Linked DNA regions of Homo sapiens: region 1 is linked to region 2. Evidence: read pairs that join two places in POLR2A ChIA-PET (ENCODE). Cell type or tissue: GM12878. All regions are shown on one strand. Each heading gives the region's core, and the rest is flanking DNA. Links, peaks and the distances in the headings are about the cores only. Region 1 overlaps TFEB (transcription factor EB). Region 2 holds the start of NCR2 (natural cytotoxicity triggering receptor 2).

Evidence for each region. Peaks named below come from ENCODE experiments on the same cell type or tissue, not always from the same donor. Only the 100,000 strongest peaks of a DNase experiment are listed, where the experiment ranks them.
Region 1: POLR2A ChIA-PET joins it to region 2 with 13 read pairs; 3 of 35 experiments call an interaction of 5 or more read pairs at or near these places.

What each region holds. Positions count from the first base shown.
Region 1 is chr6:41,715,660-41,727,329 of GRCh38, reverse strand. All of the region lies in intron 1 of TFEB (transcription factor EB), which reads left to right. Among named protein-coding and RNA genes, the nearest start is that of MIR10398, 12 kb to the left of the region's middle. RefSeq lists enhancers at 2,883-3,022, 3,353-3,442, 3,684-4,226, 10,438-10,497, 10,738-10,837 and 1 more. In GM12878, for the core only: no CTCF peak of the experiment used is centred there; a DNase peak (open chromatin) is centred at 3,659; H3K4me3 peaks cover 7,271 bases; H3K27ac peaks cover 7,542 bases.
Region 2 is chr6:41,327,412-41,339,081 of GRCh38, reverse strand. NCR2 (natural cytotoxicity triggering receptor 2) reads right to left here and starts at 3,474. Exons shown (of 5, transcript NM_004828.4): 1 at 3,154-3,474; 2 at 2,654-2,995. The coding sequence starts at 3,205. RefSeq lists an enhancer at 4,727-4,856. In GM12878, for the core only: a CTCF peak has its summit at 4,191; a DNase peak (open chromatin) is centred at 4,811; H3K27ac peaks cover 2,501 bases.

The DNA of each region.
Region 1 (11,670 bases), core at 2,104-10,103, 390 kb before region 2:
ATCTCTCTCTCTCCTGCTCTTTGTCTCCCCTTCTCTCCTTCCTCTTTATTTCCTTCTCTGCCACCTTCCTTCTTTTGATGTGTTCAAAGGATGACCAGGGCCCACCCCACCAGTACCTTTCTCACAGTCAGCCTCCAAGTCCTGCTGTCAGGGGCCCAGAGGAATGGTCCACGGTAGGGTGAGGTGGCTGCGAAGGTGCCCAGCCTGACGCAACCCCCTACCCATGGCCAGGAAGGGGTGTGTGGTGGCTGGGACATCCTGGGCGGGGTGGCGGGTGAAAGAGGCTATGGTAGTCGGCTCCTGTGGGTTGAGGGGCAGCCAGCAGCCTGGGCCAACTGGGGGAAGGGACCCTCCCTAGACAGCCCCAAGCATTATCACTACTCCAGACCTGTGCCTAACTATAGGTTGTCATCCACTTCTTTGGATCTAATTATAGTGTTTTGCGAAACTAGGTATGGGAAGAAAATACTGTATCTATTTACTTATATCTCATTCTTTTCTTTCTTTTAAAATTGTGAAATATAGCATAGTTGCTTAAAAAGCATAAACATACACATATAATGTAGTAAATAATTATAAAAGTGAACCCCTGGCTGGGTGCGGTGGCTCACGCCTGTAATCCCAGCACTTTGTGAGGCTAAGGCAGGCAGATCACGAGGTCAGGGGTTTGAGACCAGCCTGGCCAACATGGTGAAACCCCATCTCTACTAAAAATACAAAAATTATCCAGGTGTTGTGGCACGCACCTGTAATTCCAGCTTGGGAGGCTAAGGCAGGAGAATCGCTTGAACCTGGGAGGTGGAGGTTGCAGTGAGCCAAGATCGTATCAATGCACTCCAGCCTGGGTGACAGAGCAAGACTCCATCTAAAGAAAAAAAAAAGTGAACCCCTAGGCAACCATCACCCAGGTGAATAAACAACAGAATGTAGCTTGTACGCCAAAATCAACTCATGTGCCCTCCACCCCCAGAGGTAATCACTATCCTGACTGTACGATAATCAGCTCCTTGCCTCTTTTATTATGTAACCACCTATGTCTGCATCCCTTAGCTGAGTTTAGTTTTGCCTGACTCTGAATTTAATACAGATGGAATGGCGCTGGACATGTTCTTTTACGTCAGGCTTTTCCCACCCAACAGTGTATTTGTGAGAGTCACTTATGTTGTGTATAGCCGTAGTCTGTTAATTTTCTTTCTTTTCTTTTTATTATTTATTTATTTTTGAGATGGAGTCTGCTCTGTTGCCCAGGCTGGAGTGCAGTGGCGCGATCTCAGCTCACTGCAACCTCCACCTCCCCAGCTCAAGCGATTCTCCTACCTCGGCCTCCCAAAGTGCCAGGATTGCAGGCGTGAGCCGCCGGGCCTGGCCTTTAATGTATATTTCAACTTCAGTAAATATTTTATTAAGTGGTTGTACTACTTTACTCCTTGCTAGTGGCCCACAGAGTTCCTGTTGCTCCTTAGCCTTATCAACACTTGGTCTTGTTAGTTTAATTTCTGCCATGATGGTGAGTGTGTAACATGTCTCATCCTGGTGTATTGCATTTTCATTCTCATTTTAAAAATATATAATTTTGGGGTATGTTTGCTGACATCTATAATATATTCATGCATCGGGGTATATATAAGCAATTTACAAGGAAAGAAGCATATATTGAGAGTGCTCAAAAGTTTTTACTGATAGGAATATATGATCAAAACGGTTGAAAGATCAGGGTAATATTGAATGCCAGGAAGGGGGTTGGCATGTAGCTTGGGAGTTGGAAGGTGATATTGGTCTTGTGGGGAGACCCCCTAAGTGGCAGTGCCTGCTGGGGCTAAGAAGCCTCTTCCCAGAGGGTACTGAACCACAGAGTACCCATCACCCTTCAGGCCCTCTTGCCTAGCACATCTGGTGGGGGAGAGGGGGAGACTCTCAGGCTAGAGCCCTCAGCAGGTGTACCGTTCAATTTGGAATTGGCAGGTGCCCATCTTTTAGGTGCTTCTAGGGCAGTAGTTCTCCACTAGGGGTGATTTTGTCCCCCTAGGGGACATTTGCCAATGTCTGATGATATTGGCCAGGGATACCACTAAACATCTTAAAATGCACAGGACAGCCCCTGTAACTAATTACCTGGCCCTGAGTGTCTGGTGTTGAGGTTGAGAAACTCTGATCTAGGAAAAGAGCCAGGAAACAGATTTGCCATAAACTTGCTGCATGGCCTCGAGGAAGTCACTTAAGTGATTTGAGCCTCAGCCTCCTTGGAATCTGAAAAACGGATAGCAAGCGTTGCTGCCCTTCCCCTTCATGGGGCTCTTGTCAGGATGGGGGAGATGGTGAATGTGCAGGCATTTTGGGGGAGGCGTCCCTGCAAAGGGGCCTTGTGGCTGTTGCGTTCCAGTAGAGCCAGGCCTTTTCAGCACTGGCCCTTCTTCCTTGACTGTGTTCCCTGTCCACCAAGCTGGAGGCATCAGGTGACCGCTGTGAACCTCAGTCCTGGTTCGTGCTGCTGCAGGGGCTGTGAGGCGCTTCCCCCACAGTCCCTGCGGGCCCCAGCCTTTTGATGAGGGCTGCAGAAATGAGGGGTTCTCTGGGAGCCTTGGGGCCCAGGACAAAAACATTTCCAACTTTGTCCTTAGCTGGATGGGAGTCCAAGGTTGTGGGGGTGATAAGAGGTATTTATCATGTTCCTTATCTGAGGCCCCATTGCAGGTCTCGGGCGGCAAGGGGCGGGAGCCAGAGGTCCTCCCTGGGGGCTCTGCACACCCAGGCCTGGCTCCTACTCATCCTTTGTGTCCTTCCAGAATTTGCCAGCCCAGGGAGGCCCAGGGTTGGACCAGAGTCTGGGTCCATCCTCCCTGGGCCTCTCTGGCCTCACTGTTCTGGGCTTCCCTCACATTGCTGGCATCTCCTGCCTTCTCCAGGAGCCACGGCCTGCCTCATCTCCTCTCTGCTGCCCGCTTCCTTCCTGAAACCTGCACTCACGAAAGGGCCCAGTAAACTCATCCACCCTGAGACGCAGACGACCGATAATAGCTTAACCTTTCTTAATACAGGGTATTTGCTTATCAACGATGGGAATCCCTTGGCCACCAGAAAGAAGCACTAAGTGAAATCTCTGCCCAGTCTCTTTGGCAGGCTGCTAAAAAAGTGCTGGGGGGCTGAGGAACCACTGAACTTGCATGTGTATCAAGAACAGTTTCTGCACAAGTGAAAAGTGTGCGGTGGTGTGGATCTTCCCGGAGCTGCCCAGGGCTCTGCTTGATCTCAGGCTCCATTTCAAGGTGGGCTGTAGTACGGCCTCGACCTGGGTGTCTGGAGGCCCTGGGAAGGCCCAAGGCCAAGACTGCAGGTGTATGGCCAGTCAGGAAGATGGTGAGCTGTGGGGCTTCTGGCTAGAAGGACACATGTCTCTAGGAAGCGGGGCTGGGGTTAGGGTTAGGCCCACCCTGGACCTGGTGGGATTGGGACTCTGGCGAAATTCTTGCTGCTCTGTGTCTCTCCATCTGCCTAGGGCCCTCTGAGGTCAGGCTGGGGTCAGGGCGGCCATGAGAGGCCTCCTGTGGGAGGACCAAGGAGCGCTGTGGGCGCCTGGAGCCGGGCGGGTGAGATTGAAGCAGTCTGTGTTGGGTAGGCTGCGGTGTGGGACTGTGCCGTCGGGGCGCAGTTCCCTCTGTGCTGTGAGTAATCCTCGGCCGCATTTGCAGCTCCCAGGGGATTGTGCAACTTCCTCTCCAGCTGAGGTGCAGGGGGCTGGGTGAGAAACAGCAGCCGCCGGGGAAATGAGGAAACTGAGCCCGGCCCTGGGGCTGGGGTGCGGCCCTGGGCTCCGGCCCCTGGAGGAGCTGAGCATTCCAGGGGCCTCCTTCCAGGGGGCTGCCCTCTCGAAGGTATGAGAGCACACGCGTGCATGTGTGTGAGTGTGTGCATGTGTGTGAGCATGTGTGTGAATGTGTGTCCATGTGTGTTAGCCTGTGTGCATCTGTGTGAGTGTATGTGCATGCGTGTGGTGTCTTTGGGGAGGTGGGTGGGTAGGGATGAGGCCCCTCAGGCTGCACTGGCATTGGGATGTCTTTGGGGAGGGGTGGGGGTCTCTGAGCATGGCCAAGGCTGGGGTGAGGGAAAGAATGGGGAAGAAGGTGGCCAAGCTCTGGAGTGCAGGTTGGACAGCGTGGGAAATCAGGAGTCAGCCAGAGTTGTGCTTCAGTTTCCTCATCTCTCCAGGCTTATTTCAAGGGTCGAGTGAGAAGGTCATGGGCAGGATGGGCTTAGCATGTCACTGGCCAGGCCACAGTGAATACCCATTTACATTAGGGGCTGGGAGCATATGCTCTACATCCACCTGCTTGAATCCTGGCCCTGTCGTTTTGCAGTTTCATGATGCTGGCAAGTTATCCTCCTCTGCTTCCTCATCTGTAACATGGAGATGACAGTTATAGTGCCCACCTTGTGAGTTCTGAAGAGTAAAAGACTTTACTCACATAAAGTGCTCAGAATAGAGCCAGCCTCCCACTAAGTGCCTGCACAGGTTAACACTTCACCAGGACATAGCATGTTTGTGTGCAGATGGCAAAAAACTGCCCAGGGCTCCTGACGATCATTTTTGATGGTGGAAGTTTGAGCTGGAACTGAGATTGATAGTAAGAGCTCATGTTTACCTGGCCTTATTCCATGTCAGGTACTGTGCCCAGTGATTCATCTGTACCAGCCCCTTCACCCTCAGTCACCCCATGAGGGGGATGCTGCTATCATTCCCATTTTGCAGATGGGGACATGTAGGCCCAGGGGCTAGAGTGACTTGCTCCAGGGCAGCTATATCAGTGAGGGAGAATGGCAGAATGGTCCACTCAGCCCACAGGTGGGCCCCTCACCCACACCCCTGCCCCTTTTCTGGGTTCCAATAGAAGTATGGGAGAGGAGGAGGATGGAGGGTCTGCTGGGAGGGGTGTGAGGGCTGGCCTTGCAGCCTGTGGGCTCTGGCCAGGGAGCCCTTTCTTTTCTCTGTGCCATCCCCAATTAAGTAATCAAAGTAACCCACAGCTATAAAGAGTTAAATTAATATAGCGAATGGAGCCAGGTGCGGTGGCTCACGCCTGTAATCCCAGCACTTTGGGAGGCCGAGGTGGGCGGGTCCCCTGAGGTCAGGAGTTTGAGACCAGCCTGGCCAACATGGTGAAACCCCGTCCCTACTAAAATACAAAAAATTAGCTGGGCATGGTGGCATGTGCCTGTAATCCCAGCTACTTGGGTGGCTGAAGCAGGAGAATCGCTTGAACCCAGGAGGCGAAGGGGTTCAATGAGCCTACATTGCACCACTGCACTCCAGCCTGAACGACGGAGGGAGACTCTGCCTTAATAATAATAATAATAATATAAGGAATGGTTTATTAGTAGTTGGAGTTGGAAGAGACTTCCTAGGAGAGTGAGCTCCCTGCCAGGGTGTAGTCTTGAGAGAGCAGTTGAAGGCCACTCATCTGTGGGCATGAGGGTGCAGTGGTTCTGAATCTGGCTTCAGATTCACACAGGCCTGGTTTTCAGCTCTGTCTGAGCCAGTTACTGTTTGGCCTCAGGCCTCAGTTTCACCACATTTAAAATGGGGGTGATAGCAGTTCCTATCTCCTAGGGTGATGGTGAGGATGAAATAAGACACCATAGTAAAATGCTTAGCACAGGTCTGGCCTGGAGTAAGTGTCTGACAGATGGATGCCATTATTAGGCGCCTGTTGTAGAGAGGGCCACGCGCCAGGCAGATAGTTGGGCTGCACAGATACTTTTGGAGGGAGGTTTTTCAAATTGTGGATCAGGGCCACTAATTGGACCCTAATTCAGCCATGAAATCAGTTTGGTGGGTCTCCATGAATTTTTTTTTAATGAAAAAGAAGAGACTAGAAAATATTCAAGTGTATTGCTCAGTATCAGTAAGCATTGTTGTGTAGAACATGTTTCGTGTGTGTGTGTGTGTGTGTGTGTGTGTGTGTATGTGTGCCTAGTGTCAAATAAAGTATATTTTTCTGTGAGCCATGGTCCAAAACTTTGGTGCCACTGCATTAGAGATTCTGTCCCTCCTGTGCCATGTTTATAGAGCACCTACTGAATATAAGGCGCAGCAGCAGTGCTATGGCCAGGGTGCCTGTCCTCAGCAAACCTCATGGTCTGACTGGAGAATCAGGGCCCAGTTCTTAGCAAGGTGGTTACCAAGACTGTGGGTCAGCAGAGGAGGGAGCAGAGTGGTCAGAGAGGGATTCCTGGGTGATGACCCTGTGTCAGGTGGGGACGATGAGAGGGGGTGATGCCTGGGGTGAATGGTTGGCCTGGGTCCTGGGGGCTGGGGCTGGGGGCTGGAGAGCTACCTGGAAAGGTGGGAGGCTGCCGTCAGTGGAAGGCTGCAGGGTCAGGCCTGGCAGGAGCTGCCCATGCTTGCTGGAGCAGGGGGTTGGGTGGAGGTTGGGGTCTCAGGATTATTCAAGAACATTACATTTATTGTGTACTTTATTTCTATGATTATTACATTGTAATATATGATGGAATAATTATATATGGGTGAGGGCTGTGCCAGTCTCCCTGGCTGGGGTGGGGTGGGGTAGAGAAGGACTCGGCCTTACTGATGCCCCCTCCCCCAGCTTGCAGGATCTGTAGTCACTATGGGTGAGACCCACGTGGGCCTGGCCTGCAACCTGGCTCTCAGCTTGAGCCCTATCCAGAAGCCAGAAGACTTCCCACTATTTAGATCCCTGCCCTGGGAAGTGCTTGGCCTAGTCAGGACCTCAGTTTCTCCATCTGTAAAGGAGGCACACTGTCTCCTGAGCGGCCAGCCTCCTGGGTGGTGATGCCCATCTTGTGACCTATTGTGGATGAACCGGCTGCAGGAAGTATGAAGAGCTCTGGGTGGGTTATGATTGTCGTCTTTAAGGCTGGGAGGACTGGGGAAGGTCATGAGGACATCAGCTGCCTGTCTGGAGAGCCCCTGGCCTCCCTACCCTGTGACCTAGGGCAGTGGGAGGAGAAGCCTGTGACCCATGGCAGGCTGGGGATATCCCCAGCTTTGAGTGCAGGCAGCCCAGTAGGGGCCTCAGATGATGAGACCCAGATCTGGCCTAAATCTGGGAACCCCCAACCTCTAAAGCTCCACTCTTCATTGAGTACCCCAGGAGTCCCAGCTTAAGGGGCTGTGGTGGCAGGTGGAGAGGCAGTAACCTAGGACTGATTGGCAGGGGCCAGTTTTCAGGAGGCTGTGGGTGGCTTCCAACCCACTGAGCACAGAGCCCAGAGGCTCAGGCATGAGCTCCCACAGTAGAATGTGGTGTTTAATGACAGGTCACATATATTGGCACTCCTGTGTGCCAGCGCTGTGCTAAGCACTTTTATATATTTGCAAACTTTATACAACAACCGAATGCAGGTCTTTTTATTATCCCATTTTACAGGGATAATAAAATGGGCCTCAGGAAGCTGAGGCCCAGAGAGGTTAAATCTCTCACCCAAGGTTACCTAGCTAGTAAATGGGAGAGCTGGCCTGAGGGCCTGAGTTCTGGATTCGGGATACTAGAGTTCAAATCTGGGTAGTGCCACTTTCTAGCTGTGGGTCCTCAAACAGTGACTGAATCTCTCTGACCATTGGTTTCTTCCTCTGTGCCTTCCTCAAAGGGTTGTTGTGAGAGCTATGTGAGATAAAGACTGAGAAGTACATAGTACACAATAAGGGCCGAATAAATGGGACCTGCCACATGACCTGCATGCCAGTAACTGCCGTGTGACCCTGGGCCGGGTGTCTGGCCTCCTAGGTCTCAGTCTCCTCAGTTGTGTGACACAGGGCACTGACCCCTTCCTTGCTCCTCTCAATAGGGTTGTTGAAGATGTTGGATGGGTCCTGAAGGAGACCTTCAGTGAAATAGAAGTGGTAGACCAGCGGTCCCCAACCTTTTTGGCACCAGGGACTGGTTTCGTGGAAGACAGTTTTTCCATGGATGGATGGCAGGGGAGGGTTTCAGGATCATTCAAGAGCATTACATTTATTGTGCACTTTATTTCTATTATTATTACATTGTAATATATGATGAAATAATTATACAACTCACCATAATGTACAATTGGTGGGAGCCCTGAGCTTGTTTTCCTGCCACTAGACGGTCCCATCTGGGGGTGATGGGAGACAGTGACAGGTCATCAGGCATTAGATTCTCCTAAGGAGCATGCAACCTAGATCCCTCACATGCACAATGCACAATAGGGTTTGCACTCCTATAAGAATCCAGTGCCACTGCTGATCTGACAGGAGGTGGAGCTCAGGTGGTAATGTGAGCAATGGGGAGTGGCTGCAAATATAGATGAAGCTTCGCTCACCTGCCTGCCTGCCCACCACTCACCTCCTGCTGTGTGGTCTGGTTCCTAACCGGCCATGGATTAGTATGGGTCTGTGGCCTGGGGACTGGGGACCCCTGTGCTAGACTACTTGAATCTCCAGAGCTGTCAGGAATTCTTTAGGGTTTGCAGCCAACCGCAGGTCCCAACGGATTGTGTTTGGGCCTGCTTCAGGCTTTCATGTTTCCTGTTGGCCCCTGCAGGCATTTGAGTTGGTGGCTCCAAATCTATTCCAGGGTTTCCCAAGATGTTTTCTGTGGAAAGGTTTAGAGGTCAAGCAGGCACAGGAGACTGTAAGTCAAAGAAAAAAAAAAAAAGAAAAATAGGGGTTGGGGGAATGGGGAGATGATAGTCAAAGGGTACAAAACCTCAAACAGGGGGCATAAGTTTTTTCCTTGAGATGTATTGTACGGCATGGTGAATATAGTAAATAGTAATTATTGTATATTTCAAAATCATTTAAGAGTTAATTTTAAATGTTCTAGGCTGGGTGTGGTGGCTCATGCTTGTAATACCAACACTTTGGGAGACTGAGGCGGGAGACTTCAGCCTAGGAGTTCAAGACCAGCCTGGGCAACATGGTGAAACCTGTTACTACAAACAAAAAAATACAAAAATTATCCGGGTGTGATGATGCATGCCTGTAGTCCCAGCTATGGGAGAGGCTGAGGTGGGACGATCAATTGAGCCTGGGAGGTTGAGGCTGCAGTGCGCTGTGATCATTCCACTGCACTCTAGCCTGGGTGACAGAGCGAGACCCTGTCTCCAAAAACAAACAAACAAACAAAATAAAACAACAAAAAAAAACACCCCCAAAATTCAAATGTTCTTACCACCCAAAATGACAAGTATTTGAGGTGATGTATATGTTAATTAACTTGATTTAATTATTCCACATGGTGCTCATAAATCATAGCATCACCTTGTACTCCATAAATATATACAACTACACAAAACCCCAAATGGTTTTCTTTGCTGTAGGGCTTGTCAGAGCCTGTGATATGCTAATTTTTGTTGTACATCTCCAATATGTGGTCATGATATATACTCTAGGGTATCTCAAAGGCCTGGTGTTTAAAGCCCCATTTTCCAGATAGAGAAACTAAGACCTGGAATGAAACTTAGGAAGGGATTTTCCCAGGTTATGCAGTTACCTGTTACAGAGCTAGGGCCAGACTCCTTGCTCCTGACTCCATGGCCAGTGCTCTGCCCAGGATACCTCTTCCTCTTCCTTCTTCCTTTGTCCTCAGAGAAGTGTTGTGTGTGCTGCTGTTTCCTCCTGAGAGCTCCTTACCTTTTTCTGGCCCCCTCCTGCTTGCTCCCAGCATTAGAGGGTGTCTGTTTCCTTCTGGGCATTGCTATGAGATGGAGCTATGCCTAGTTTATGGCTGCTGGGAGATCCTTCTCAGACTAATAGATGGCAATAAGGCTTCATCCCAGCTGCAGGGCCCCTAGCAAGTTAATTCCATTTCCTGAGCCTCATTCTCCTCAGTTGTGTAATGAAACTCATCATCTTGTCTGTCTTCTGGAGTTTTTGAGAAGTTCAGCTCTGATATCATACATGAACGTGCTCTACTAATTTTCAATCCATATGCAGATATCCATGAGTCTGACAGTTCTTATAATTTCTGGGGGCAGTGAGGACATGGGAAAAGGAGGCCCTGGCTGTGGGAGCTAGCATGGTTGGGGCCCTAAAGTTCTGATCCCCTCCCCCGGCCACAGTTGATGTCTGCTTTTCAGTGTACTGCTGCCTCTCTCTGCTCTCAGTTCCCCTGAACATGTCTGAAGTGGGCCGGTCTAGCTGACTCGAGGGACCCATGTCACAGGTGAGACATGAAATGAAGCACGATTTTCGAGCTGGGGGGCCCTATTTTCCTAGTTTCCTGCTGGGAGTTGGTGTTAGAGTGGGGAAACAACTCAAGTGACTTGGTGCCTCAGTACAGCTCTGCCTGGAGCAGGGAGTTCCCACCAGCTTCTGCCCAGTCCTTTGATGCCCCCACCCTTCATGGAGGGTGGCCGGTCACCTGGCTTGTGATGTAGGGTGCACGCGGGCATGCCGATGCCTCCATCAACACAGCAGTTAGGTTCGAAATGCTCCAGGTCCTCTGCTAGCTGTGGGGGACTCTGAGTGATGGGCCAGGGGGTAGGCCAGGCTGGGTTGTGAGGTGGGAGGAGGTGGTGGCTCCCTGTCAGAGAGTGTCCTCTCCTGGAGGGCTGTTTGCCCAAGTTATTCTTAGCACAGACTCATTATAGAGTCTATTTTTAGCCCTGTTTCTAAGTGTTGCCAACATCTGGTGCAGCCAGCACTAAAGGGGGTGGGGGTGGCAGGGGCTACTCCTTTGGACATTTCTGGGGACTGGAGCCTCTGGCAGGAGAGCAAGGACAGAATCTTCTACTTCCTGCACCTGCCACAGCTTGAAGCTTGGCATGCAGTAGGTGTCCTATTCATGCTTGTGCGTTGATTGCTCTCCCAGGATCTCATCCTTCCAGCTCTAGCTCCTGTGAGTGGGTGGGTGGTGGGGATGGTGTTACCACAGCTGGAGAGGATGAGCTGAAGGTGCTCATCAGATAGGTTTCCCACATCCACCCCTCAGGGGTCCAGTTGGCCTCAGACCCCTGCAGAGAGGCCTCAGAGGAGGGAGGCAAGCCCCAAACTATGGTGCTTGTGACAGCTACCGCTGAAGGAGGAGCCAGCAGACATTATAGGGAGGGGGTGTACCACTGGGGTGAGACTGCCTGGGGTTGAATCCTAGCTCGGCTCTTTCCTAGCTGTGTAAACTTGGGCAACTCATCAACCTCTGTATGCCTCAGTTTCCTCCTCTGTGAGATGGAGATGGGAGTGTAGTGTTGTGAGGATTAAGTAAGATAATACTGTATGAACTGCCTAAATAGAAAGTGCTGTATAATAGAGAGGTGGTGGTATTAGTAGCAGTGGTAGTGCTATATTACTGAGAAGCTCCGTATGTGACATCCTGTTGGGGTGAGTTGGGTAGGAGACCTCTCAGCTTTTCTTTGAGTGAGATGAGGCTTGCAGTGGGGCTCAGAGGAAGTTGTTATAGCCAGGCACCACGACAGTGGTGATGTCTGCAAGGCTGCAGTGGGGGTCAAGAGCTATGTGCTGGGTTGGAATCTGGGCTTTGCCACTCACAGGTTGGGTGACCTTGGATGAGTCACTTAATCTTCCTGAACGCCCACTTCTTTATATACAAGAAAGAAATGATAATACCTGGGTCATAGGCGTGATGTACGTGGAGCTTTTTGCCCTGTACTGGGAGCATGGGAGGACCTGAATCCGTGAGACTTTTTTTTTTTTTTTCTTAATTGAGACAGATT
Region 2 (11,670 bases), core at 1,466-9,465:
AAATAAAACAAAACAAAAAAACAAGTGGCATATACATATAAAACGGAAAAACACAAGTTCACAACAAACTGTTTTTAGGAGAAAAAAGAGTATTGGATTGAAAAGCTCTTGAAAGGAATCCATACTTCACATATAAGCTCTAGACTTTGTGGCTTCTTGTAAAGTAACATTTTGTACTGCAAAGACCAACAATCCATCTACAATTGCCAAAACATTACTGAACAACGTTTGCTTTACGACATTGGGTAATTTATAGCAAAGAAGGGAGCTTGATATCATTTTCCCTTGACGCCTTAGGTCAACATATTCAGGAATTGGATAACAAGATGGATGACCATCTCCTAGAACAAATAAAGCTAGCAAAGTATTTTTCATGGCAATTTGAAAAAATGTACAAATATTGCTAACATAGCTATTCTTTTAGTATATGCAATTTGAACACAATGATATGAAGGAATTCTGTATCTTTTAGCTTAATTGTCACAAACACAACTAGCTCTGAATGTATAAAACTATGAAGGTTATATTATCAAAATGTGGTTTGGGGTTAAGTTTTATGTAAGAGTATGTTCTGATGGCTGCAGTTGCAATGACAGGAAAATGTCATCCAGGTTAAGAAGTCTTGGGCTAGATTTTAAATTAATGCACTGCTTCCTTCATTGAGAGAGTTTTACTATGAAAAAAAAGCAGCTTAACTGAACGTTGTGCTGACCAACATGGACAGAATTGTGAATTTTATAAGGTGAATATATTAAATTTGAAATCATTCTCTTTATTATGTGGTAATATGGAAACAGATCATAAACAGCTACTGTTGCATGCCAAATTTAAAGTTTTGTTGAGCATGTTTCATCTATAGGAAGAATTCCTAATTAAGACAAGAAGCCAGTTTAGTACAAATGTGAATTGTACCATCAGACTTGTTTATACTGTAGTTCTGAAGTTAATATTTCCATGCAAGGAAGTAAAGCGACATGTTTTTCAATGGCAAGTAAAGTCTAAGTGCAAACATAAAAGTCAGAAGAACCATTTCTATGAATTGTTATGACATGTTCTTAATTTAATAACATTTATCAACAAAATAAGTGATAATATTGATATTGCATATCTTCACAAGTGCTCATGGGAAAACATTAATAATTTGATAGCATGTTTTGAATTTCGTTTTTTTGTCAGAAGAAGATATATGCAGAGGAAATTCATAGATCTAGAATCCATATTTTCCCATCGAAAGATAATTTAAACTATAAGTTTTAGGATAAAGTTTTGGAACTGGCTACTGATAAAGGATTGAAGATGCATTTTGAAATTACAGCATCGCTTGCTTCCTTTTGTAAAAGTTAAATATAAAACTGTTGAGCTTGTCGGAATTGCTTTAAAATTTCTTCTATTTCTGACATTATACCTCCGTGAGACCAGTTTTCTGGGCTTCTACTGTGAGTATTATTTTAAAAAAAATCAACACAATTTCTTTATACATTATCTCCTAAGTGATGTGGTGTCATAAATAGTTCTCAGATTAGGAAAGTTACCAAGTAAGAAAAGTGCTCATTTGTCACATTATAATCCTTAAAAACGGAAAGACAGGGTGTTTGTTTGAAGGGTGCATATTGGCATTTAATATGGAGAACTGCAATTTCCCTTCTAGCTTTGTACTTAGTTTTAACTGAGGAATGACAAAACGTTATGGGTATACCGTTAAGCCACTACATCAATCACCTTTAGGCACACTTTCAAATGAACAATGTATACAGTTTTTATAAATTTTTCCCTATGTGATATTTGTTCTGATTGTATTCATTAAAATGTAATTTTATGTTTGTCAAATTTAATAAATGTTGGGCTTGTACTTTATATATCTTTTTCTTATTTTTCTAGTAATTTTTTTTTACTGTATTTTACAAAAAAAATTACTCATGTGAATTGCAGATTTTTTTTTAGAAGGTCCTCTTCCACAGGAACTGTGGGTAGCTCTGCTCTGAGCAGGAGTTTGGCACACTTTCTGTAAAGGGTCAGGGATGAGCCATGTGGTCTCTGTCACAGCTGCTCAATTTTGCTGTCACAGCATGAAAAGGGCCACAGACAATAGGTAATTGAGTGGGCATGGCTGTGTTCCAAAAAATAACTCCACTTATAGGCACTGAAATTTGAATTTCCTGTATGTCACAAAATATTGTTTTTCTTTTGATTTTTTTTCACTCATTCTTAGTTTTTTTCACTCATTCTTAGTCCCCGATCTGGACTATGAGGGATACCCATAGTATCTTGGTATCTAGACTACCCAGATACCACTGGCTCTACATGGTGGGGGCAGCCAGTGGATGCACCTTTCCTGGGCACCTACTATGTACCAAAGATGCCGGGTGGTCCTGCCCTCCTGTAGCAGGGTCATATAGGCTGACTGGTCAGCATGCTCACCGGGTCTGTTTCAGCATCTCTCAGGAGGCCCAGGCTGCAGGCTTGGGAGTCATGCAGACTGTGAGATGGCTGCTCTTGTGCACATATGAGTTCCCCCTGCACCTGTTCCCAACAGCCTTCCCAGGAGACTGGGGCGTGGGCATGGGTGGCTTCCACGATTGGGAAACCAGGGGTGATGGAGGCACCAAAAGGGGGTGAGGGGCACCCCTCTGAGGACCCTAGGGAAAGAGCTCACCTGGAGATACCACCAGATAGAATCTGACGGACTTAGAGACAGAGTTGTCAGAAGGGCGGTAGATTCTACACCAGTAATGTCCTGAGTCTTCCTCTCTCAGATCAGTCATGGTGACAGTGAAGAAGCCAGCATCAGGGTCGTCCCAGATTGTGAATCGAGAGGTCCAAGCCATCGTCCTGGGCTTGGAGCTGGTGACTAACCTGATGCACACAAGTGCTGAAGCCTCCTTACACCAGCCTTTCTTCTCGTAGAGACTGCCCGTGGGCGGGTACTGGCATCTCACGGTTAGCGTCTGCCCTGCCACACTTTGAAGTACCTGAGCCTTGGATTGTGCCTGAGAGCCTGGAGAATGATGAAGTAACGCATAGGTCAAGGCCACGCGCACAACCTGCCTCACAGCAGGCCTCTGGCCACAGAGCCACCTGCTCCCTGACCCTGCTGTCCTGACAGTCCCCACCACACCCATCTCCTCTGCTCCCTGGGCTCCTCCTCCCCCTCACCTGGGAACAGCAGCAGCAGCAGTAGCAGTGGGTGTAGGGCTCGCCAGGCCATGTGGTCCTTTTCCTGTGCGCTCATGGGAGGGGACACCTGGAGAAGACTGGGGAGAGGGAATTGGGAGCTGGGCCTGATTCTGCTGCTCTTCCAGCACGTCTGATAGAAAAATGAGACAGGCTGAGGCCTGGGTTGGGGAGATGGGAGACTGCAAAGGGCAGATTCTGTGGGCACAGGGAAGTGGGGATCTCCAGCTGTAGGTGAGTCTGGGTCTGGTGGGCTCGGCGCTGTCTGGCACACAGCTTCCCAGGCCTCTGTAGAAGATGCCTGCTCTCCCCTGTGCCCAGCTGCCCCTCCCCACCATGACCTACCCCTGAGGGAGGAGCTGAAAAGGCCAGGAGGAAACTGTGGGCGAGTTATGGACTGCTTCCCCCTTGCTCCCTCTGTGTGCTGCCTCTCTTCTTTGCAGGGCCCTAGCTTTGCCGCCCTTTCCAGGGAAAGGCAGGCTGAGGGTGGATGACAAACTCAGGGGCACTTGGAACCCTGATCACAAGCCCCAAGCCTCACTGGTCACAGGATGGCCAGGGACGTCATGCCCAGGCCTCCATGGTGGGTCAGTGATGTGCTTCCACTCTGGGAGTTTCGTGGGTGCGGGAAAGGAGAGGGGAGAGGAGGTGGAGATTCAAAACCAGCAAGGGAGGCTAGGGAGGGTCCCTGGCAAAGGTCGGGGAGGGGAGGGTGGGAAGAGCACACGGAGCATGGGATGCATCAGTGGGGTGGGGTAGAGGGAGCCCAGGAACCAGGACCTGGCCTCATCTCTGCATCCTGGACCTCTGCCACTTAAGGACCCTGGAGAAATATTGTTTAATTAAAACATAAACAGATGAAAGACTCTAGCATATTTTTCTTTAGTTAATGTCAGCACTTTGAAGATTCAGTTTTAAAATACGATGCAATTTACAAAGAGAACGAGCTAATATATCTTAGGACTGGTAGAGACACTGTGTGTAATTGCAGTTGCACCACTGGGGGCTCTGCTGGACTGGCGATCTGCTGCCGGGAGCTCTGTGAACAGAGGTAATAACTGAGACGGGAATTGGAACTTGTCAAGTGGACTCGATTCCAAGTCCACTGCTTTGCCTGCCCCTGGACTCCTGCTCTCCACTCCATCTCAGTACACTGCCCTTCTCCTTACAGTAGGAGTATGCAGAGACTGAGAATGGGAAAGGCAGAGGGGTATGCAAAAGGAGGACACAGTAGGGCTATCAGATGTTGGCGCCCAAGGGCCCAAGGTGGGAAAGCAGGCTGGAGCTCCAGAGCTAGAAGACAGCTCAGGGAGCGATGCCCGCCACTCACTCACACAAGCATTATTTACAAAGCATTCTCATGCACACTTTCTCAAGACCCTCAGCAGGTTCGCGAGGGAGACATTACTTCTCTTTTTCACAGATGTGAGAACTGAGGCCCAGATATGGTCAGCCACCTGCTCAGAGTCACACAGGACCAGAACAGGCCTCCTGACTTCGGTCTGGAGCCTTCCGGCTGGTCTGGTTGAAATGCGACCCACAGACATGACAGGAAACCAGGGGTGAGAAAGAGGCTCCCACTGAATTGCACACACAGGCGGAGGTGAGCTTTTAGGGGGTTTCCTCGCCGACAGTGGGGCCCAGCTTCTCCCTGAACATAATTACATACCAAATCAGGGTGGGGGCATCCTCCCGAGGGGGAGGAAGGCGGCCCTGTCCTCAGATGGCACCGAGGCACGTCACCGTGTGTGTGTGTGTGTGTGTGTGTGTGTGTGTGTGTGTGTCAGCAACTGTGTTCCCATGCTGACTTTCCCCTTCTCTGACCCCTGCTGACTCTAAGTGACAGCTCCTTCTTGTAGCTTACAAGAGCACCCCTTGCTATGTGCCACTAGCTGTGTGTCTCTTCAGCCTGCAGCCAGCTCTGTATCGTTCTCTGCTGTGTCAGAGTGTGTCGTCTCTCCCCAGGGGACAGGAGCTCTCAAAGCGGGGAATCTGCCCCTCTCTCTGTGTTGTGGCTTCCCCACCTGTGTGAGTGGGGTGGGCACCCTCCACATAGACTTGGGGCCTTGAGCACCCTAGGGGGAGGCCCCTGCTGGAACCATCTGCACGCTCAGCTTCCTCTGGCATCTGGGACCTGGGGGCAGGGAAGCCTGGGCTTAGGCAGCCCCTCATCCAGGCTGGGACTGGCCCTGCTCCCTGGGGACCCACAACAGCCCTTGTCACAAGTTGAATTTCTGCAGGAGGGACTGGGGCAGGTAGCTGTGGTGGGATCTGGGGCCCTTTCAGAAGTCTCTTGAAGAGCTAGGGATAGTGCCTCCCCCTTGGCACGATCAGAGCAGGGCACAGCAAAGTCCTGTCAAAGAGCCTGGGGTTCTGGGGGATTCTGGGTTCCCTGCCCACCCTCTGAGAAGGTCCCTCAGAGAACTTGGGAACCTCAGCAACCTCCTCTCCCAAACTCATTGTCACACACACTCACAGGAACCCAGAGAAGGAGCTGGGAGAGCTGGAGACTTCATGTACTTGCTTTTCTAGCAAGGCCCAGTCTAGCCTGCAACAGTGGCTCCGAGCCTGGGTAGGTCCATGGGAAGGGAGGGCTGGCCTCTGATGCAGAAATGGGGAAAGCAGGGAGCCGTAGAGGTCTGGAGGTGATCCCCAAAACGCAGCACAGGGCTAAGCTAGGCTGGGCAGGGGTGAAGGGGTAGCTGTAAATTTCCCCCATGATAGAACCAGAAGTAGCAGGGACAAAAGGGAATTTCTCTCAGTGCTGATTTCACAACTGAGGGAGATGAGGTCCAGAGAAGGCAAGTAGCCTTTCCACAGTCACTCAGCTATTTCAGGGCCAAACCAGGACTAGCACCCAGGCCTCCTCTCTCCTGACCTGGTGCTCCTCCTGGGCTCAGAGATTCTCCATGGGCACTTCCTTACTCTTCATCCAGGCTTGCCTTTTGCAGATCCAAGGAGTCTTCTCCCTGAACCCCAACAAGTCTGCTTATACCTCTGACCCCAATGGCTCTCTGCCCCAGCTCCAGCAGGATCCTTCAGTCATCAATTGCCCTGACAGGGTTATTCCTGCTCCCATGACAATGGTCCCATAACAATGGCCCTTCCTGGTCCCAGGATGCCAGGTTCAAAGCATCTGGTCTCAGAGCAGCTTTTTCCCTGCCAGAGAGGTCAGAGGGACCTGAGCTACTGCCCACACAAGGCTGCAGTCTGGGCGCACAGCTCCCTCACAGGAAGTTCAGGGTGGGTCAGGCACAGAACCAGGCTTCCACCCTAAGCACCCTGCGGGAGGCCTGGGCTCAGGGAGTGCAGGAAGCAGCCATCTCCCCAGCTGGGTTCTCCCTGCTTCTTCTCCTTCCTTACTCCATGGAACCAACCCCATCCTCCAACCCCCTCACCCCGTTCAGCCGCCCCCAGGGCCCCGGTCTCTGTGCTGCCTGGTGCTGTCAGCCCTTCATGTGCTCCCGAGCTGCAGGCTGGAGCAGGGGGAGTATGGCTGGGTTTGGCCTGGGGCCAGAGAGGAGGAGCGAAATGGAGCACAGTGGGGACAGCTGTGCTGGTAAAGGTGGTCAGCCTCAGAAGATGAGACAAAAATCAGGGGTAGGGTTAGAAAATTATGTTTAACATCGATTTCAATATCCTTTGGCCGTCATCTCTGTTTGCTCATTTGCTTATTACAGGCCAATCAAGATCCTTGCCTTTAAACTCTCAGGCCCTCACCCAAGTGCACCCACACTCACACAGACACTCACTCCCTCCTTCAGCACTCCCTCCTTCAGCAGACCACTCTGCTCCATAGAAACCAGCCCCAAGTTAGGGGGTGACAGAGCTGGAGAAGGGCAGTCCTGGAGAGGAGCAGGGCCAGGCGGTGCACACACTTCACGAACACCCTGGGGGCAGCAGCTATGGAGGTCTCTGAAGGCTTCAGCTCAGCACAGGCCGAGGGGCGATGCTCAGCTCTTGCCACTCTGGGACAGCTGAGATAATGAGTAAGGAAGGGGCCATCCAGTGCCTGCAGAAGACACCTACCAGTACCTAAATCCCTGCTGTGGTGGGACCCTCCCACATTGCTGTCCCCAGCCCCTCTGGAACACTCCCTGTGCATCTGATCCAACGCCCCAAACAGGGGAGACCAAACCCAGTTCAGCCTCTTTGCCCAACCTGAGAATCTTCCTCCTCCATGATCTCCCCTCTTGCTTTAATTTCCCTAAATCACTCAGTCACCACCACGGCCAGCTCCGGCTCCCCTCTGTCCCCGCTCTGTTCTGCCAAGTTCAGGCTGCCCAGCTCAAACACGTATCTGCACATCTGCCCTTAGCTGACTCCTCCCTTCAGCCTCCACCTTCTCAGGGGCTCCTGTGGACAGCTCCTGGGGGAATTCTCCCTGTGCAGCATCTTGACAGGGCCCCAGCCCTTACTCTCTCCGAAGCCTACTGGAGATCACTCTGCAGGGAATGCATTGCAGGTTCCACAAGGCCTGGCCCGGTGTGGTATCCCATCTCTGCCACCTCCATTTCAAATGCACTTCTGCAAGCCAAGAGAAGGCCCTACTGTCTGGAAAAGTAGGCCTTCTTCCTTCTGTGCTTAGATTCTAACGGGGAACATGGAGGGAAGAAAGGGTCGGTGTGGCCCACTGGACCCCCTGGCATTCTCTCTTCCAGCCCCCTATCTTTGTAAATGGAAGAAAATAAATAAATAAAAAAAAGATAAATCCAAGTTAAACAAGAAAAGTGGCCACCGATACGTTTGATTTCCGAGTGTTAAAAACAAAATAAGAAAAATTAGAATGTCAGAAGTAGAAGCCTCAACAGCTCAAAATACCAACATGAGAATATTCCCTCAATTCATCTATGCATTAATACTATTTGACAATCAAGTATCTCATACATTTGAGAAAAATTAATAGCATGAAGGTAAACCATCAATACAAGCACACAGAACACCTGAATTTAGAATTAATGTCAATAATTCATGAAATGGATGAGCAACTTTCAATAATTGAAATAAACATTCTCAGAGATATTTGCAAGAATGTCTTATCTCCTTATTCATCAGATATTTACAGATTAAAACAAATTGCAATATTTATTCATTAATTTGACAAATATTTTAAAAGCTTGTCCTACTCTCTTGGCAAGGGTGTGGAGAAGTGGGTGTTATGTTCAAAGTGGGAATAGAAACTGTTCAGCATTTCTGAATGCAAATAATAAGGATCTAAGATGTTTAATATGTGCATTCCTTGACTTGTCAATTCCATTTCAAGGATTCACCCATCCTTGAGAAATACACACACAGGCACAAAAGGAGATTTACAAAGACGCTCATCACTGATTGTTTATAATAATGATCTCCACAGGGGAATTAATAACATAACTTCTGGTCCACGTCTTCTATACAGCACCATGTAAAGGTTAAAAAAGAATACAGCTTGTGTGCAAATGTAGCTAGATCTCCAAACATCTTGTTAAATTTAATAATTGCTGCAGAATGACATGTATGGTATAATCCCACTTATATACAGTAAACTGAACTCAAAATGGTTTGTCTGTGCACATAAACCTCTTATCTGTACAAACACAGAAATTTTCTGTTTGTGAAAAGCTATACATCAAACTAATAATAGCAGTCTTTTGGGGCAATAACTATGATGAATGTTGGGGAAGAAGTGGTGAAGGGAACTTTATCTGTAGTCTGTTGCAATGTTTGTTCCTTTACCCAGCTTTAGTAAGGTATAACTGACCAATAAAAATTGTATATTTTTAGTGTATTACAAGATGCTTGGATATATGTATACATGGTGGAATGATTAAATCACGCTGATTTAACATATCCATCACCTCACATACTTATCTTTTTTTGTGGTGTAAACATTTAAGATCTACTCTCTTAGTCCTTTTTTTTTTTTTTTGAGACGGAGTCTCGCTCTGTCGCTCAGGCTGGAGTGCAGTGGCGTGATCTCAGCTCACTGCAAGCTCTGCCTCCCGGGTTCACACCATTCTCCCGCCTCAGCCTCCTGAGTAGCTTGGACTACAGGGCCTGCCACCATGCCTGGCTAATTTTGTTTTTGTATTTTTAGCAGTTTTGTTTTTGTATTTTTAGTAGAAACGGGGTTTCACTGTGTTAGCCGGGAGGGTCTCGATCTCCTGACCTCATGATCCGCCCGCCTCAGCCTCCCAAAGTGCTGGGATTACAGGTGTGAGCCACCGTGCCTGGCCCTCTCTTAGTACTTTACAAGTACACAATATATTATTATTAACTGTAGTCACCACGCTGTATAATAGATCTCCAGAACTTATTCATCCTGTCTAACTGAAACTTTGTACACTTCGACCAACATCTGCAATGTTTGTTTTTAATAAAAAGTCTTTATATATATATACATATATATGTTGATTGTGTAATGAATATAATATTTAAAATATTGTATTAAAAAGCGTTTTATTTTTATTTTTTGAGATGGAGTCTCGCTCTGTTGCCCAGGTGGGAGTTCAGTGACACGATCTCGGTTCACCGCAACCTCCGCCTCCTGGGTTCAAATGATTCTCCTGCTTCAGCCTCCTGAGAAGCTGGGATTAGAGGCGCCCGCCACCACACCTGGCTAATTTTTGTATTTTTGGTAGAGACGGGGTTTCACCATGTTGGCCAGACTGGTCTTGAACTCCTGACTTCAAGTGATCTGCCCACTTGGCCTCCCAAAGTGCTGAGATTACAGGCGTGAGCCACTGTGCCTGGCCAAAAAGGGAGGTGGAATGAAAAAAATGGGCAAAGCAGAGGACCCAGTGACTTTGGATCCTGGGGCCAACATTGGTGGGGCATGTGGGTGGTGGCCCCAGGACAGGTCATGAACCATGGCTTTCCTGTGCCTAAGGTAAGGGGCTTCTCCGAAAGACTCTGAGGCAATACACTTGGAAATGAAAGTGTAAGGGAATAAGTGAGAACACAATATACAGGAGATGAGCCTGCAGAGAGGGTAATTAAACAAACTTGCCACTAGGCAATGTGGGCAGGAGAAGAGCTGCTGAAGACTGCTAGGGGAGCTAGTAAAGGAGTGATCAACAGTCTGTTGGGTTCTGGCACAGCCAAGGTCCTGGGGCTGCAGGCAAGTCTGCAGAAAGGGTCCCACAGTGGAGCAGAAGGGTCATTGCCAGGCTCTGTTCAGCCCCTGGGGACATTTCCCCAAGACCCTCTAGGGCCACTGACCTGAGTCTGGGCTTGTCCAGCTGCCTTCAGACGCATCCTGTGCTTTCCAGCGGCCCTTGTCATTGCTGTTTGTGGGATCCAAGGTAGGGGCTGCCTCCAAGCATTTGTCATGGGGACTCCAGGGCAGACCAGTGCCTGTGTGGCAAGGTACATTCATCTTAGGCCAATTCATCCAGCCCATCTACCCAGAGCCATTAGGAGTGCACCTAGGACGCAGGCTGAAGTGAATCTCAATCCCATCATTTGCAATATGGAGACACAGCATCTGTCCCACAGAATCCTTGTGAGCATCACACGAGATATTGTATGTAAAAGCTTGGTGCGTAATAGACATGAGTTACTATTGCTAAAAGTAAAAGAATTCTAGCTTATTTTTATTGTAAAAATATTTGTTTCAGCACTGTATAGATCTATTAAGAGAACTACAATATCTTTAATGTGATTTATCCTTAAAGGGGTCTCGACAATTGAAAAATAAGATCTAGGCAGCAAGTGGGACATGTCAGACTCGTATTTCTTCTGGTTCCTGAAATTGTCCTCACAGCAGAAGAGGACGGTCTGTTCTTTAGTGGAATATCAGCCCCACACGTGCACACCCTGAGTTGTAGATTTCAAGGCATCTAACTCACAAACTAGTGTTGTAAAGACCTTGGACTCTTGAGATACACACACTGTTTGGGTTCCTGCTCTGCCTCTTTGGGGCTCTGACATTTTTAAGCAAACTGCTAAACCTCTAAAAGTCTCAGTTTCCTTCTTTCTTGAATGGGTATTAGTGAACCCCTAATATAATTGTTCTGGGAATAAATGAGTAAACACTTCACAATATTTATAGAAGTGCCTTTTATATGCTATCTCCCCAATTAATGTCTGTCATTAATAATCAACACCCACAAAATCAAGTTTGCTTGACTTTTGATTATACATATGTATACATAAAATAGCAGTACACAGAAGATCTGAAAGAAAAGAAAAGTAAAATTTATCTAATTTTTTGGTGGAATAGAGCTTTCTCTTTATGATCCCAATGCCACAAACTATACAGGGAAAAATAATAGATCATACTACATGCAAACTAAAACTTGGATGTTATAGAATAATACAATAAGTGAAATTTAAAAACAAATCACAACTGTGAATGTTTTCTCCCTATTTGACATATAAAGGGTTATTAAATTTCATATAAAGACAAGCAAGTCCTTTAAACAATAAGAGAAAATGAACATTTCAATTGAAAAAGGGGATGAGTCTAGGAACAGGCACTTTTCTGTAGAAGAAATATTAATGAAAATGTTAAATTGT